Regions from separate parts of the Homo sapiens genome. Here region 2 is linked to region 1. A link is an interaction called in ENCODE POLR2A ChIA-PET data of the cell type or tissue named here. Cell type or tissue: MCF 10A. All regions are shown on one strand.

Region 1 (8,000 bases):
CTATGGAGAGGCAGCATAGCACAGAGGTTAAAAACACAAAATCCAGGCCAGACATGGGGACTCAGGCCTGTAATCACAGGAATCCGGGAGGCAGGAGGATCACTGGAGTCCAGGGGTTCAAGACCAGCTTGGGCAACATAGTGAGACCCCATCTCTACAAAAAATTTTTTTAAAATATTACTCAAGCTGGTAGTGCACAACTGTAGTTCCAGCTTCTCAGGAGGCTGAGTTGAGAGGATCACTTGAGTCCAGGAGGTCAAGGCTGCAGTGAGCCATGATTGCACCACAGCACTCCGGCCTGGCTGACAGCAAGACGCTATCTCTAAAAAAAAATGGTAAAAAAAAAAAAAGGAACACAAAATCTGGAGCCACACTGCCAGGGTTTCAGCACCACTTCTACTACTTCCTAACCCGATTTAACCTCCTCTTGCCTCAGTTTCCCCAGCTATAAAATGAGGGTGATTATAGTTCTTACCACATAGGTTTGTAATTAGGTTATGAGAAAAATGACAGCTTCTCTTTTAACTTAATTTTATTTTTAGCTTTTATTTTAGGTTCGGTGTTACACAGGAAAACTCATCTCATGGGGGTTTGTTGTACAGATTATTTCATCACCCGGGTATTAAGCCCAGTACCCAAAAGTTATCTTTTCTGCTCCTCTCCCTCCTCCCAACTTCCACCCTCAAGTAGGCCTCGGTGTCTGCTGTTCCCCTCTTTGTGTCCACGTGTTCTCATCATTTAGCTCCCACTTATAACTGAGGATATGTGGTATTTGGTTTTCCGTTCCAAGAGTTTCTCTTAGGCTGAGGTGGGAGGATAGCTTGAGCCAGGGTGGTCGAGGCTGCAGTGAGCTGCCATCCTGCCACTGCACTCCAGCCTGGGGTGACAGAGTGAGACCCTACCACAAAGAAAATAAAAAGAGAGAGAGAGAGAGAATGAGAATGACAGAGAGAGAAAAAACAGTTTCTCTTTTTAAGGTATTTAAAACAGATCTTCCACAGAGTAAGTGCTATATAAGCGTTTGCTAAATAAACATCCTAACATGAATAGGAAACCGTTATTACTGGCTATAAGACCTTAAAGCAGTTACAACCTCAAAATAAATAAAAACAAAATAATATGATTAAATTCTAGCTAGATTTTTTACCTGCTAAAATGCTTGGTGGAGACCCGCTCTCAAAAGAACAGAGAGAGGGAAGCAAGTGAAGTCTTAAGGACGTTGCCATCACCAAACTGAAACCTCTTCCTCACTCAACCAGAAGACCTGAAAGAAAACTGAAGTAACAGTAACTGTCTTACTGCGCTACCCACCCTCAACCATCCCCAGGCCCACTAGGAGCATGTTGTACATGTTCTGGAAAGTTCTGGAAAGGCCATTAAGATATAAAAATTGGTAGCCAGGTGTGGTGGTGGACGCCTGCAATCCCAGCTACTCGGGAGGCTGAGGCAGGAGAATCACTTGAATCCAGGAGGTGGAGGTTGCAGGGAGCCGAGATCATGCCATTGCACTCCAGCCTGGGCAACAGAGCCAGACTCCGTCTCAAAGAAAAAAAAAAAGATATAAAAAGTTGGGAAAGTGAGAGGTGTCCCGAGAAGCCCACATACATGAAAAATGAAACCAGGCAATCCTATGTGGATCTATTTATCACAAACGCCGCTGGGCTGCAAGTGAAATCTCTTATACCAATAGGTCGGCTCTGATGCAGGGAGTCTGTTTTCACTTTGAACTGCTGTTCATGGCGCTGCCAGGGTGGGACTGTCACTCACCAAGCCTCCTTCCTGTCCTTGGTCTGGGGTGATTCGGCACTTCCCAGTAGGTGACTCCAGATGACAGCCAACAGCCAGCTTGCTCCTGTTCTCTTTCGCAGGCAGAGCTGGCTCTTAATTTTCATGCATTTATTCTTTAGCCACTTGAGACGCCTGGCTGGAGGGATGGGTAAGAGATTTGGCATCTTGGTGCCTCCAAGCCTCCCGTCCAGCATGGTCCAGGTTAACAAACACCTGTAAAGCGTCCGTCTCTGCCGGCCCTGACGGACAGGGTGAGCACCCCGGTGCATCCTCCCTCCTAAGAGGATTAAGCGGGGTGTTTGGAAAACAGAGCTGCATCCCTGGAGGGAAGGTGCCACAGAGACATCAACACACAGTTCTGCATAATCGGTTCAACAGCAGAACAACAAAAAGGGGAAGAGAAGATTAAAAAATAATCCAAATGTCATAATACTGAGGAGTGTGATGAAATGGGCAATCGGGTGGAAGCATTAAACCTAGAATCACTAACCACCCCCGCTTCACTCTTCAAAACTCAAGGCTGCGGGGGGAAACAACATGCTCGTCCTTGGGAGAGCTCCTCTAAGCCCCTCCTGAAAGACGGATGTCCACTTCTGAGGCTGTCTTTGAGGATGGGCACAGGGGAAGCTGTGGCAGTCCAGCCACTCTGCGGGGATGTCATGAATAATTAGCAGGGTCCTTCACAGTGGAGGGCAGCCCTAGTCTCTCTCCCTCTTCCTTGGTGGGAAGGAAGCCCAAGTCCCTGAGAGACACTGGTGAACATCTCCCTGGAGGCTTTGGGCTGACTGTCAACAGTGGCACCAAGGTGTAGCTCGGGGCAGGGGTGCAGGCGCTTAGCACTCAGCAAGATCTGTGGGCCTCCTCCCTGCCTCCCATTCTTTGTCATGAGCTTGGCAATGGAAGCTTCCAGTCCGCCTCTCAGTGCTGCACCCCCTCTGCCCACACTCCTGGGCATCCAGCCCAGGGCCTGCCTTGGTGCCAGCTCTGCCCTTCCTGCCTCCTCCTTCCTGCTTTGCCTTCTCCCCCTCTCTCTTCCCCATATCCATTTCTATTTTACAATGGTTCTTTTGGTTTTTTTGTTTTTGTTTTTGTTTTTTTCTTGAGAGGGAGTCTGGCCCTGTTGCCCAGGCTGGAGTGCAGTGGCGCCATCTTGGCTCACTGCAGCCTCTGCCTCCTGAGTTCAAGCGATTCTCCTGCCCCAGCCTCTGGAGTAGCTGAGATTACAGGCGCCCACCACCACGCCCAGCTAATTTTTGTATTTTTAGTAGAGATGGGGTTTCACCATGTTGGCCAGCCTGGTCTTGAACTCCTGACCTCAAATGATCCAACCGCCTCAGCCTCCCAAAGTGCTTGGATTACAGGTGTGAGCCACTGCACCTGGCCCTATTTTACAATGTTTAATGACCCAAACTTGAGGATTTTTCCACTTCTCTACACCATATAATCAAATCAAAAAATCAGATATTAGGCTTTGACAATGGGACTGAATCTTGGAAACTGGAAAGTCCAGTCTCAGGACATCCCGGAAAGTTGAGCACACAAGCAAGTCCCATGCAACTGTGTGATGAAACAGCCCCACACATCCGGGAGCACAGCCAAGGCGTCCTGTGCCACCTCCCTGGTAGAATCTGGCTTTTCAACTTGCTCACCCATGAGAGGAAAGCGGTTTTAGACATCAGGCTTACCCCTCTCCTAAGCCACACCCTTTTCTCATTCCCAGCTGAGGAACTGAGCCTGAGACACTGAGGTTCCCAGCTGCCTCCATGATTCGCCAGCACCCAGCTTCAGTTTCACATCCTCCCAATCGTCATAGCCAGGACAGCATGCCTCACTGACCACGAGGGAATGTCACATCCCGCCTGGCTGAGCCATGCCGCAGACAGGCTCCTGGCTAAGCACTTGGCCGACACCCCAATATTCAATGCTGACACACCACAAAGGCATAAGTAGGCTAATTTTGCGGATGATGAAAATAGGACTCAAACCAAACTGTGTACAGTTGTAGGGCTTATTGAGGGCAGAAAACTTCTCCACAGCAGGTCTCTGGCAACCCAGAGCCCCTCCCTGCACTCCTGCGTCCCTGTCACTGCACCCATAGAGCCCCCAAGAGGCCTCAGTGGATCACCGGGCTTGCATAATTTTTATCTGGGCATACATTACCAAATTACCTCCACCCCAAAAATACCGTTCCAGGTTTCCTGTTACTATACGGAAACACTGATGTACATCATCAGCCTGTGTTCATTTTGTATACTCTCCATATAGTGGGTGGGTTGTTTTGGGATTTTGGTTTTTTTTTTTTTTGCAACCTAAAAGCTAAAATACTTTTCATGTTTAAAACTGAAATTCATATGCATGGACAGGACATTTTTAAAAGTAAATATTTCATGGGTATTTGTCAACAGAATCTTATGGTTGATAATTTTGTAAACGATTTAACCCATCATTTCATGTGAATAAATTAAGATTTGAATATCTATAGGTAGCATAAGGTGAAAAACCTCTAAAATTTGAACCCGTATTCTGGGATGGGAGACCTTAGGCAAATTAACCTGTCTGAGCTTCAGTTTTCTCATTTGTAAGAAGGGGATGTAATATCTGTGTTCCAGGATTGTGGCGGAGATCAGAGGAGGTCATCTACCAAAAAGCCCCCACCATCCTCACAAAATACCATTATTCTCATCATTTCATTCTTAGGTTGACTTAAATAGGGAATACAAATGTATTTACATATTCTTATTAAATTCTTAACAATCTGATAATTTATTCAAATCCAAATCATATGTAGATAATAAAATTATCTACTGTGCATAAAACCATTAGAAAAGAATGACTCAATAACTATCACCTGACATTTTATTTAACATGATATAGTGCGATAGTCTCGGCACAAAGTGACCTTAACTGCTTCCAAATTCCTTCCTTATTTTTCCTGTAACAAATCATATGGTGAAGGAAGACCTTCATCAGGGTCACGTAACTTGGAGGAGCTTCTTGGGGGAAGTGCACAGGCATCTCTGCGGGCTGTGGAGGAAAAGGCCCCGGAATTGGCCCCAGTGGGGCTTTTTCCCAAGAGGATCTGTCCCGTTTCCCTGTTCATGTGTTGCGTCCTCAGTAGCTGGGACCCCATTTTCTCTGTCGTATCCCACCCCCAACACCTGACCAACTCAAATCAGCACATATATTTTAAACAGGTAGTGGATATCCAACACTGTGTCAGGGCATGGAGAAAATGGAAAAGAAACCAAAATTGTGGTCCTAGTGCTGAGACACAGGTAATCTCATCAAGCAATTTGGGCAGAGGCTGAGTTACCTGGATATTATTGCTGGTATCTGAATTTCTTAATATAAGTTCCAGAAAGCCTGGTAACTTTTAGAAGAGTATATGGTATAGCAAGGAAAGTGAATCCATTCATTCATGCAGAAATAACAGACCCTTGCATTTATCAACTCCCAGTGTGTGCAGGCCATGGAGATGCAAGAGTAAGCCTGATCTTCAACCTCAGGGAGAGCCACATCGTTTGGGGAAGGTCAGTATATAAAAAAGCAAGGCCGGCCAGGCACAGTGGCTCACGCCTGTAATCCCAGCACTTTGGGAGGCCAAGGCGGGCGGATCACGAGGTCAAGAGATCGAGACCATCCTGGCCAACATGGTGAAACCCCATCTCTACTAAAAATACAAAAATTAGCTGGGCATAGTGGTGGGCACCTGTAGTCCCAGCTACTTGGGAGGCTAAGACAGGAGAATTGCTTGAACCCAGGAGGCAGAGGCTGCAGTGAGCCAAGATCATGCCGCCGCACTCCAGCCTGGTGACAGAGCAGGACTCCATCTCAAAAAAAAAAAAAAAAAAAAAAAGCAAGGCCACAGTGTGTGATCAGTGCTCCAGAGGACTGGCCAGCACACAGCAGGATGAAAAGGAGAGCAGGGACCAGTCTCCTGGCTGTGAAGTGCTGGGAAGGTGGGATGGAAAGGACCTTAAGGACAAGATGGTCCTTGGTTGTGCCTCCCAGGATGAATGCTAGTCTGGTGGAACATTCAGAGACCAGAGTGGGAAGTCTGAGAAAGTGGCAGCATGGTGTGCCCAGAGAGAACAGGGTAAGGGGACAGGGGAGAGCTGGGGGAGACAGGAGGAGGTGCCAAATTCCATAGCTGGAGGAGAAGCTGGAGATGTAGCCAGAGATCAAACCAAAGAAGCCCCACTACACCATGCCAGAGTGTGCTCGTGATTCGGAAGGAAACAAGGACCCATCCGATGGTTCTGAACAGGGAGGGATACAGCAGTCAGACTTGCATTTTTAAAAGATCACTCTGGCAGCGGCATGAAGGCTGGACTCGGTGGATGAGAGTCTGCAGGGAAGGACACCAGACGGGAGAGTGTCTCTGCGGTCAGGATGAGAAATGATGAGGCCCAAAGCAGGGCAATGGCGGTGGGAAGGGAAGGGGAGGCCGTTCTCATGAGATGTTCATTCCAGCAATTCTGAGCTGACTTCTGTTGAGGAGGTATCAGCAAGTAGTGAAAGGCAAAGAAGGGTTTCACTTGCTCCAGCTATGGACTAGGAATTTCTTCTTAGTACCCCCAGTGAGCAGAAGAACCTTCTTTCACCTGCGAAGTCCCTCCTGATGGTTGGTTCTGGCAGGCTCCATCACTTAGGAGCTGGGAAACCTCGGGCAGGTCACTTTACCTCCAAGTGCCCCTTCCCCATCTGTAAGATGCAGATAACTAGTACCTACCTCACAGGGGTTGTGAGCAGTAGTGAGTAAATATCTGCAAAGTGCTTTAGTGAGGCCTGACAGGGCAAGCACTTGATAAATGCTGGCTGTTTTATGCCTGGCTCAGTCTCGCTTCTGATGGCTTGTCCTGCAGAGCTTGCTGGACCTTGCTGGAAAAATACTTGAAATTTTGAAATATGGCTTTTGTCACATATGCAATATCCACATAATGGAAGTGCCTACCAGCCAGAAACCAGGCAACTATCACACCTCAGTCCCCACCAGCTCACCATCACAGGTTCCCATGTACATACATACACACCGCCCGAGACCCTCTCCCACAACCCCACCACAAGGGCCTCTGCCCTCAAGTATACAACTTTAGAGGGTTATTTGAAAGCAGGGCTAATAACATGTTTTTTTTTTTAATAAGACATCACATATACATTTTTAAGATGGGAAGTCTCTGTTTTTGTTGAGAACAACAAAGGGGAATATGACATGGAAGATCTGAGGAGACGTGATATTTGTTCGAAGACATTGAGGCTCTTTCTTGATTCCTTGAGTTTTTTTTCATGGCAGAAATTTTTAACTGACATGAAGTTCTGGTTATGAAGGAAATTCTAGAAGACAACACATCTTCTCTCCTTACTCCTGAAGGAAGAGGTTAGATTTGGACGCAACTGTGTGTGTTTAAAATAAAATGGCATTGTTCTTACTTAAATTCCAATTTCTTATAATATTAGAGTTGGTCTTCAGTTAGTTGGTTGTGTTGGGAGAGTGATTTGGACCATATACATTACCCTCAAATATTCAAAAATGAAGGCCCAAATTTACCTATGGTGACAGAAATCACAGCAGTAGTGGCTGATGACAGAGGGCAGTGGTGGGTGATGACAGAGGGGCAGAGAGGGGACTGTGATGGCACAAAGGAGGTTTTGGGGGTGGTGGGCATGTTCTGCATCTTGACTTAGATGTGGGTCGTGCACTTGTCAAAACCCAAAGAACTGCATATCTAAGATCTTTGCATTTCACCATCTGTAAATTATACTTCAATTTTTTTTTTTTTTTTGAGACAGAGTCTCACTCTGTCGCCCAGGCTGGAGTGCAGTGACGCCATCTCGGCTCACTGCAAGCTCCGCCTTCCGGGTTCCCGCCATTCTCCTGCCTCAGCCTCCCGAGTAGCTCGGACTACAGGCGCCTGCCACTGCGCCCAGCTAATTTTTTGTATTTTTAGTAGAGACGGGGTTTCACCGTGGTCTCTATCTCCTGACCTCGTGATCCACCCACCTCAGCCTCCCAAAGTGCTGGGATTACAGTATACTTCAATTTTAAAAAAGTAAGGGAGAGAGCAAGCAAGCAGATTTCCAAAGTTAAACATGAGAGGCTGATTATTCATTTACATCATCTCCTCTGAAAACCCCATTAAGATGGGAGTAAGGGGATAATACAAACATAAACTCATGAAGACAAAGAGACCCAGAGAGAGGACATCGAGGAC
Region 2 (8,000 bases), 540 kb after region 1:
TATTGTTTTTTGTAATATGTATAATGCACAAAACAGTGCAGTACACAGATCTTCATTATATAACTCAATGAATTATTTTATGTATACACCTGTGCAGTACCACCAGATTAAGGCATTGAATATCTCTCTCAATAAAAAGGATTCCCTTGTGCTCCTCTAAGTATAGTCACGCATCACTTAACAACAGGCATACATCCTGAGAAATGTGTCGTTAGGTGATTTCATCATTGTGTTGAGCATCATAGAGTGTACTCACATGTAGATGGTATAACCTATTACACACCTAGGATATATGGTATGGCCTGTTGCTCCTAGGCTACAAACCTGAACAGCGTGTTAGTGAACTGGCTATTATAACATGATGGTATTTGTATATCTAAATGTATCTAAACATAGAAAAGGTATGGTAAAGATACAGTATTAAAATCTTAGTTAGGCACAGCGGTAGGCACTTATAGTCCCAGTTACTTAGGAGGCTGCGGTGGAAGGATTGTTTGAACCCAGGAGTTTGAGTTCAGCCTGGACAGCATAGCAAGACCTTGTCTCTGAAAAATAAATCAAAAATCAAAAATTAAAAATCTATAATCTATGGCAGTGGTCCCCGACCTTTTTGGCACCAGGAACCGGTTTCATGGAAGACAATTTTTCATCGGACTTGGGTGTGGGGCAATGGTTTCAGGGTGATTCAAGCACATTACATTTATTGTGTATTTAATTTCTGTTATTACTGCATTGTAACATATCATGAAATAATTATACAGCTCACCATAATGTAGAGTCAGTGGGAGCCCTGAGCTTGTTTTCCTGCAACTATATGGTCCCATCTGGGGGTGATGGTAGACAGTGACACCCAAAGTGTGTTGCTTATGTCCAGTCTACTCCATAATCTCATTTTGGTTGCTGTCACTTCAGAAAACACTGCTTCATAAAGATAGGATGTTGGAAATGGAAGCAGGCTTTTCAGTGCTGTTGTAGCAATCTCAGGATATTCCACCTTGACTTTAATCTGGAATTTACGGAGATGTGAAGTTGTCTCAAACATACTTTTATAAGGCCACCATCATTTGCAATCTCAAGCAGTTGATTCTCTTCTAGCACGGACAAAGTTGATTCACCTGGTTTATTCACAAATGGGTCACAGATCCATGTAATGCTCGAATTCTTTTGAAAGCTGAGACCTATCTCAGAAGTTGCCATAGAGCTGTGTGAACAGACCTGAGTTAAGGGAATGCATTTGTCAACTTTTGCTTTTGTTGCAATTGCTTTTGTTGTCTTCGTCATGAAATCTTTGCCCATGCCTGTGTCCTGAATGGTATTGCCTAGGTTGTCTTCCAGGGTTTTTATACTTTTGGCTTTTACATTTAAGTCTTTAATTCATCTTGAGTTAATTTTTGTATATGGCTTAAGGAAGGGGTCCAGTTTCAGCCTTATGCATATGGCTAGCCAGTTATGCCAGCACCATTTATTGAATACAGAATCCTTTCCCCATTGCTTTTTTTTTTTTTTAATACTTTAATTTCTGGGATATATGTGCCCAACTTTTCTCTCTGGCTGCCCTTAACATATTTTCCTTCATTTCAGCCTTGGTGAATCTGACCATTATGTGTCTTGGGGTTGCTCTTCTCAACAGTTGTAGGTGTGTAGCATTATTTCTGGGCTTTCTGTTCTGTTCCATTGGTTTATATGTCTGTTTTTGTACTAGTACCGTACTGTTTTTGGTTACTGTAGCCCTGTAGTATAGTTTGAAGTCAGGTAGTGTGATCCCTCCAGATTTGTTCTTTTTGCTTAGGATTGCCTTGGCTATTTGGGCTCTTCTTCGGCTTCATATGAATTTTAAAATAGTTTTCTCTAGTTCTTTGAAGAATGTCAATGGTAGTTTAATAGAGATAGCATTGAATCTATAAATTGCTCTGGGTAGTATGACCATGTTAACGATATTGATTCTTCCTATCCATGAGCATGGAATGTTTTTCCATTTGTTAGTGTCCTCTATGATGTCTTTGAGCCGTCGTTTGTAGTTTTCCTTGCAGAGATCTTTAACTTGCCTAGTTGTGTTCCTAGACATTTTATTCTTTTTGTGGCGGTTGTGAATGGGAGTTCATTCCTGATTTGGCTCTTGGCTTGACTCTTGTTGGTGTATAGGAATGCTTGTGATTTTTGCACGTTGATTTTGTTTCCTGAGACTTTGCTGAAGTTGTTTATCAGCTTAAGAAGCTTGAGGGCTGAGACTATGGGGTTTTCTAGATATAGGATCATGTCAACTGCAAACAGGGTTAGTTTGACTTCCTCTCTTCCTATTTGGATACCATTTTTTTCTTTCCCTTGCCTGATTGCCCTGGTTAGAACTTCCAATACTATGTTGAATAGGAGTGGTAAGCTAGAGCCTCCTTGTCTACACATATATTTACATCACCCCTAAATCTGTTTTTATTGACTGTCTTGTCTCTTGATTGTCAGTCACTTTCCCCTGCTTTACACATCTGCTAATTTGTCGTTGTATATTGAACATAGTGAGTGAAATGTAGAGTAATGGACAACATACTATGGCCATGGGCCAAATCCAGCCTTCTGGCTGTTATTGCATGGCCTATAGCTAAGAATGGTTTTTTACATTTTTAAAGGTTATTGTTTTTGCTATGTTGCCCAGGCTGGTCTTGAACTCCTGGCCTCAAGCAATCCTCCTACCTCAGTCTCCCAGAGCACTGAGATTACAGCTATGAGCCACCATGCCCAGCCTCTGTTTGTTTTTAAAGAGAATGTACAACAGAGACTATGTGTCCTCAAAGCCTAAAAATATTTGCTTTCTGGCCCTTTATAGGAAAGGTTTGGACTCTTATTTGTTGGAGCTCTGGATTATTAAGTCCCTCTAAATAATAGTGAATTATATTATGGCAGGCAGTTAAATAGCCAGCAGATTACTTTGATCTTATGGAGATTAGTTTTAAGCTTTTTAAGATAGGTCTGTTTCACCTTTGTTCTTACTCCTAGGACAGAGTTTGTCTAGGGTCTCAACTAAGTGACTAAGGTGTTCATCAAGATATCTCTCCTCCGAGCCTGGACCACACCTTCTCAGAACTGCACAACCTCTGAAATCTCTGTTTAGTTAACAGCTATTTTCTCCTAGAAATTCTAACCCTGTGTACGCACATCCTATGAAGCAAGTAAGGACCAAAGGGCAATTTCATGTGTATTTTTATAGCTTTTTTCCTTTCACTTTCTCAGTTCTAATAACCTATCCCCAAAACCCTGGCACCATAGCAACCCCAAACATTAATTTTAGTTTTCTTATCCTAGCAGGACTACCACTGTCTGCTTGGGCTTTGTTTCTCCACAGTATGGTTTGGCAGGTGCCCCCAAGGAGAAAGCCAGCGTGAGACTTGATTCATCTGCCCTTTTCTCCCAAAGATCATAGCCCTGTGTTGGTTGGTATCTGTTGCTTGTAAATGTTACATACATGTTTTATTTGGTCTATATTTGGTCCGGTTTTTATAGATGCTTGTAACAGGAGAATATTGCAATACCAGCTACTCTATATGATCAGAACCCCAAATCCTCATTATTTTAAAATATGAAAACGTATCTCATTATATAATCAGTGAATTTTGATTTGAAACATTTAACATGTTACTTGCTGTATTTTCTGATTCATTGTTTACTTGACCCAGATAGTTGAGCCAAATAGGACTTAGATCTCAGTTAATAATAGTAAATATATTCATCTTATAAAATCGAAATGGCCCTTGCTTTCCAAAGATGGAACCCTAAACAGCTGGGCTAATGGATTTGATATTTTAGAAGATTTCATCTGCAACATTTGAGATGCACCTTCACACAAGTTGATCTGGGCATAGCCGTTGTCAGAGAAGCTTCTGTCCTTGGCTGATAAATTATTAATGCTTAATTATTTAACTTTTTTGTTTGTTTACATATCTAGCATCTTAAAAATATTTCATAAATATTTTAGCCTATGCCCTTTTTTTCTCTACTGTATTCACAGTGTGTAAGGAATACTTGGCTGTTGTTTTTTTTGTTTTGTTTAGAGACAGTGTCTTGCTCTATCTTCCAGGATGGAATGTGGTAGTACCACCATAGTTTAGTGCAGGCTTGAACTCCTGGGCTCAAGGGAATCCTCCCACCTCAACTTCCCAAGTAGCTGAGACTACGGGCATGCGCCACCATGACCACCTAATTTAAAAAATTCTTTAGAGACGAAGTCTCACTATGTTGTTCAGGCTGGTCTCTAACTCCTGGTCTCAAGTGATCCTCCCACCTCGACCTCCCACACTGCTGGAATTATAGGCATGAGCCGCGGTGCCTGGCCTATTTGGCTCTTAAATGTGCTGCCTTTTGACTTATTTCATATTCTTGAAGGGAATAATCATTTAAATATTTTTGCCATCATAGTGCTTTGTATGTCTCTCCTGAAGCTCATTTAATAGCATGTCCATCTGTGATAGATGTGATCTGTTCTTTGGGAAAGGATGTATGACATAGCTCTGTTTTCTTCCTAGTACTTGCATAAAGAAACTTTCAGTATTCATTGGAATGGAGTTGGTGAGCATAGAAAGAGTTATAGTTATCACATAAGGAAGCTACATGACTCACTCTCTGCTGCCTCACTGCTTCCCCTGGGTAATTGTCTGTCCTGATTCCCATGTGGATTCAAGAATCCCCCAAGGAAGCCCTGGTGGGAAGACCTGGAAGGTCTGGCTCTTTGCCCAGATGCTGGTGTTGGTGTTGATGTTGATGGATGTGCTCTGCTGATCATAATACTCTAGAGAAGAAATTGCATCTTATCTTTGAACCCACCATTCATAATGTTTATTCCTAACTCAAATTGGATAGTTCAGTATCTGTATATCAGGAATTTGGTTTCATATTAAAGGTAATATCCATTTATTTGAGTCTTTGCCCTTATTATTTAACATTCTTTTCAATAATTAGACTTAATAATTATGCTTCCAAATGTTTAAAATAAAGCTGGACTTGCACATATATATATGTATACTTTACATATATATATACACAGCTTTACATACACACATGTGTGTGTATGTAAAGCTGGACTTGCATGTGTATATGTATACACGTATACATGTATGCACACATAGCAAGATTTACTTTTGAAAATATTTATCCTGAAACTCCTTTATCCTCTTGGTAATTCAGTATAGTAGCTCTTCCTCTTAAATATTATTCCTAGTGACATTTTATGACTCTGTTTTTCCATTTACCTTTTGAATTCTATCCATAATTTTTTTTTTTTTTTTTTTTGAGACAAAGTATCACTCTGTCACCAGGCTGGAGCAGTGGCGTGATCTCGGTTCACTGCAACCTCCGCCTCCCAGGTTCAAGTGATTCTTCTGCCTCAGCCTCCCAAGTAGCTGGGACTACAGGCGCCTGCCACCATGCCCAGCTAATTTTTATATTTTTAGTAGAGATGAGGTTTCACCATGTTGGCCAGGATGGTTTCAATCTCTTGACCTCGTGATCTGCCCAGCTGGGCCTCCCAGAGTGCTGAGATTACAGGTGTGAGCCACCGCCTCTGGCCTCTATAATTTTTAGTGTATCAGTTTGGTTTCCACCAAGAAAAGTGACAGCTGTACTATGTGAGGAATTAGTAATAGTATTATGACACTTTTTTTTTTGAATGTGCAGACATTTCCTTTTGATGATTCATTTGATTTGTTTATGATAAACTTCAGAGCATGTAGTTTTGGCTTTCTTTTGCAATTATTTAATTTTTTCATGTAAAATCTGGATGTTGATAGGCACTTGATACATTAAATAGGTACTTAATTTTAGCACTAGGTTAATTTACAACTTTGGATTCACTGTATTTTTTGACATCACTTACTTTGAATCACTGTGAGATGACTTTCATTTTTCTTCATCAAGAATATCTTGTGTGGGATGTGTGCTAGTTCTTTATATCCTTCGTTTTTGAAAATGTCTTAAGTTTTACCCTAGACTTAATTGATAGTTTGGGTAGAGAATTTTAGATTGGAAATAATTTCTCAGAGTTTTGAAAATATTGCCTTCTATTAATATTGCTGATGAGGAGTCTGATACTATTTCAATTCCTGATTGTTTATGTATGACGTATTGTTTGTAGACATTTAAAACGTGTTTTCCTTTTCACTTTTTTTTTTGCTTAAATTTCATGTAGATTGTGCATGAAATCCACCAGCTTGCAATATGACACTCTTTTGCTTTCCACTATGCTTGATGTCCCTAGATTTGAAGCCACTTCAGTTTATCTTAGAATAATTCAGGGGAGGTATGGGATTGAGAACTGAGGGACACAACTGTTCCCTACATGGATCTTCAACCTTCCTTTCCCATTTTTAGCCTCATGCCTTATCTTGCTGTTTCTCACACTTATCCTCCAATGTTTGAGCCTTTCTGTATATTTGATTTGCTTCCTGTTGATATCTTTCTCTGCAGGTATTTGGTGTTTAGCTCTGCTGTCTCTTCCACATGCTTTCTATCTTCCAAAGTGTATTAGTATCCCCTCCCCCCCCCTTTTTTTTTTTTGAGATGGATTCTCATTCTGTTGCCCAGGCTGGAGTGCAGTGGCGTGATCTCAGCTCACTGCAACCTCCACCTTGCGGGTTCAAGTGATTCTCCTGCCTCAGCCTCCCAAGTAGCTGGGACTACAGGCATGTGCCACCATGCCCAGCTGATTTTTATATTTTTAGTAGAGACGGGGTTTCACTATGTTGGTCAGGTTGGTCTCGATCTCCTCACCTCGTGATCCACCTGCCTCGGCCTCCCAAAGTGCTGGGATTTCAGGCGTGAGCCACCGCACCCGGCCTGTGTGTTAGTATCTCTTTAGCCGATATCTTCTCTCCTTTTGTTGTTCTTGTGGTTTTTATGTTTTTAGTACATTCCTTCTTTTTTTTTCCCCCTCAAATTAGTGGGCTTTCAGGAATGAGTAAAGGTAAACACATTTTCAGTCCATCACATTTAACTGTAGGTTTAAGCATTTTTGAACAGTAAGTTATTAATTCTTTTTCCTTTAGAAGACTAACAACAGTGGATGGTGGTTTGCCATGACATTTGAAGTCACATTCTTGTATTTTAATTAAAATCAAGTTTTTATTTTTGAAGTTTGCCTCTCCCCCCATTTCTATTTTACATGTGTTTTGGGGACTATAACAAGAGTCACCTTAACCAGTTTGTAATCAAGCACCTAAATATTGCAATCTTATCTCAACCTTTATTCTTTTACTGTAACTGCTTCCTCAGTGATTATTATCTAGTTAAGAAATTCATCAGTTTATCAAGGCTCATTTTGTTTGACCTCTAGGAGCTTTAAAAACTGGTACTGCTCCTTATTTCAAGGAAAGCTCTCTTCTCTGTGATCACATTCTGGATATACTTCATCTGTTTCTTTTTTTTTTTTTTTTGGAGACGCAGTCTCGCTCTGTCGCCCAGGCTAGAGTGCAGTGGCTCGATCTCCGCTCACTGCAAGCTCCGCCTCCCGGATTCACGCCATTCTCCTGTCTCAGCCTCCCGAGTAGCTGGGACTCCAGGTGCCCGCCACCACGCCCGGCTAATTTTTGTATTTTTAGCAGAGATGGGGTTTCACCATATTAGCCAGGATGGTCTCCATCTCCTGACCTCGTGATCCACCCGCCTCGGCCTCCTAAAGTGCTGGGATTACAGGCGTGAGCCACCGTGCCCAGCCCATCTGTTTCTTACATATCAGTATTCCTTGAGGATTTACTATTGTCTTTTGTATCTTTTCACTTTCAATTATTTCGTGGTTGCTGAAGATTGTGGTATCTGTTATCTCTAGTTTGGATATCTTTCCACAACTCAAATTCTGTGTTTGCTGAAGATTTCAGTGGTGGTTTTAAAATCTTCGAAATATTTCTTACTGAGAGAGAGAGGCTGTATTCCCTTTACTTGAACCTTGGTGAGCCTTTATGAGTGCCGTTTTCTTCCAATAGAATCTGTTGAAAGAGATGTTGCATGACTTCCCTCGCTAGCTT

The links. Peaks named below come from ENCODE experiments on the same cell type or tissue, not always from the same donor. Only the 100,000 strongest peaks of a DNase experiment are listed, where the experiment ranks them.
Region 2: POLR2A ChIA-PET joins it to region 1 with 5 read pairs; 1 of 35 experiments calls an interaction of 5 or more read pairs at or near these places.

The regions. Positions count from the first base shown.
Region 1 is chr2:119,280,604-119,288,603 of GRCh38, forward strand. It overlaps a transcript of C2orf76 not described here. Among named protein-coding and RNA genes, the nearest start is that of STEAP3-AS1, 36 kb to the left of the region's middle. In MCF 10A, no CTCF peak of the experiment used is centred here; DNase peaks (open chromatin) are centred at 2,728 and 3,538.
Region 2 is chr2:119,815,840-119,823,839 of GRCh38, forward strand. All of the region lies in intron 2 of PTPN4 (protein tyrosine phosphatase non-receptor type 4), which reads left to right. Among named protein-coding and RNA genes, the nearest start is that of PTPN4, 60 kb to the left of the region's middle. In MCF 10A, no CTCF peak of the experiment used is centred here; a DNase peak (open chromatin) is centred at 4,682.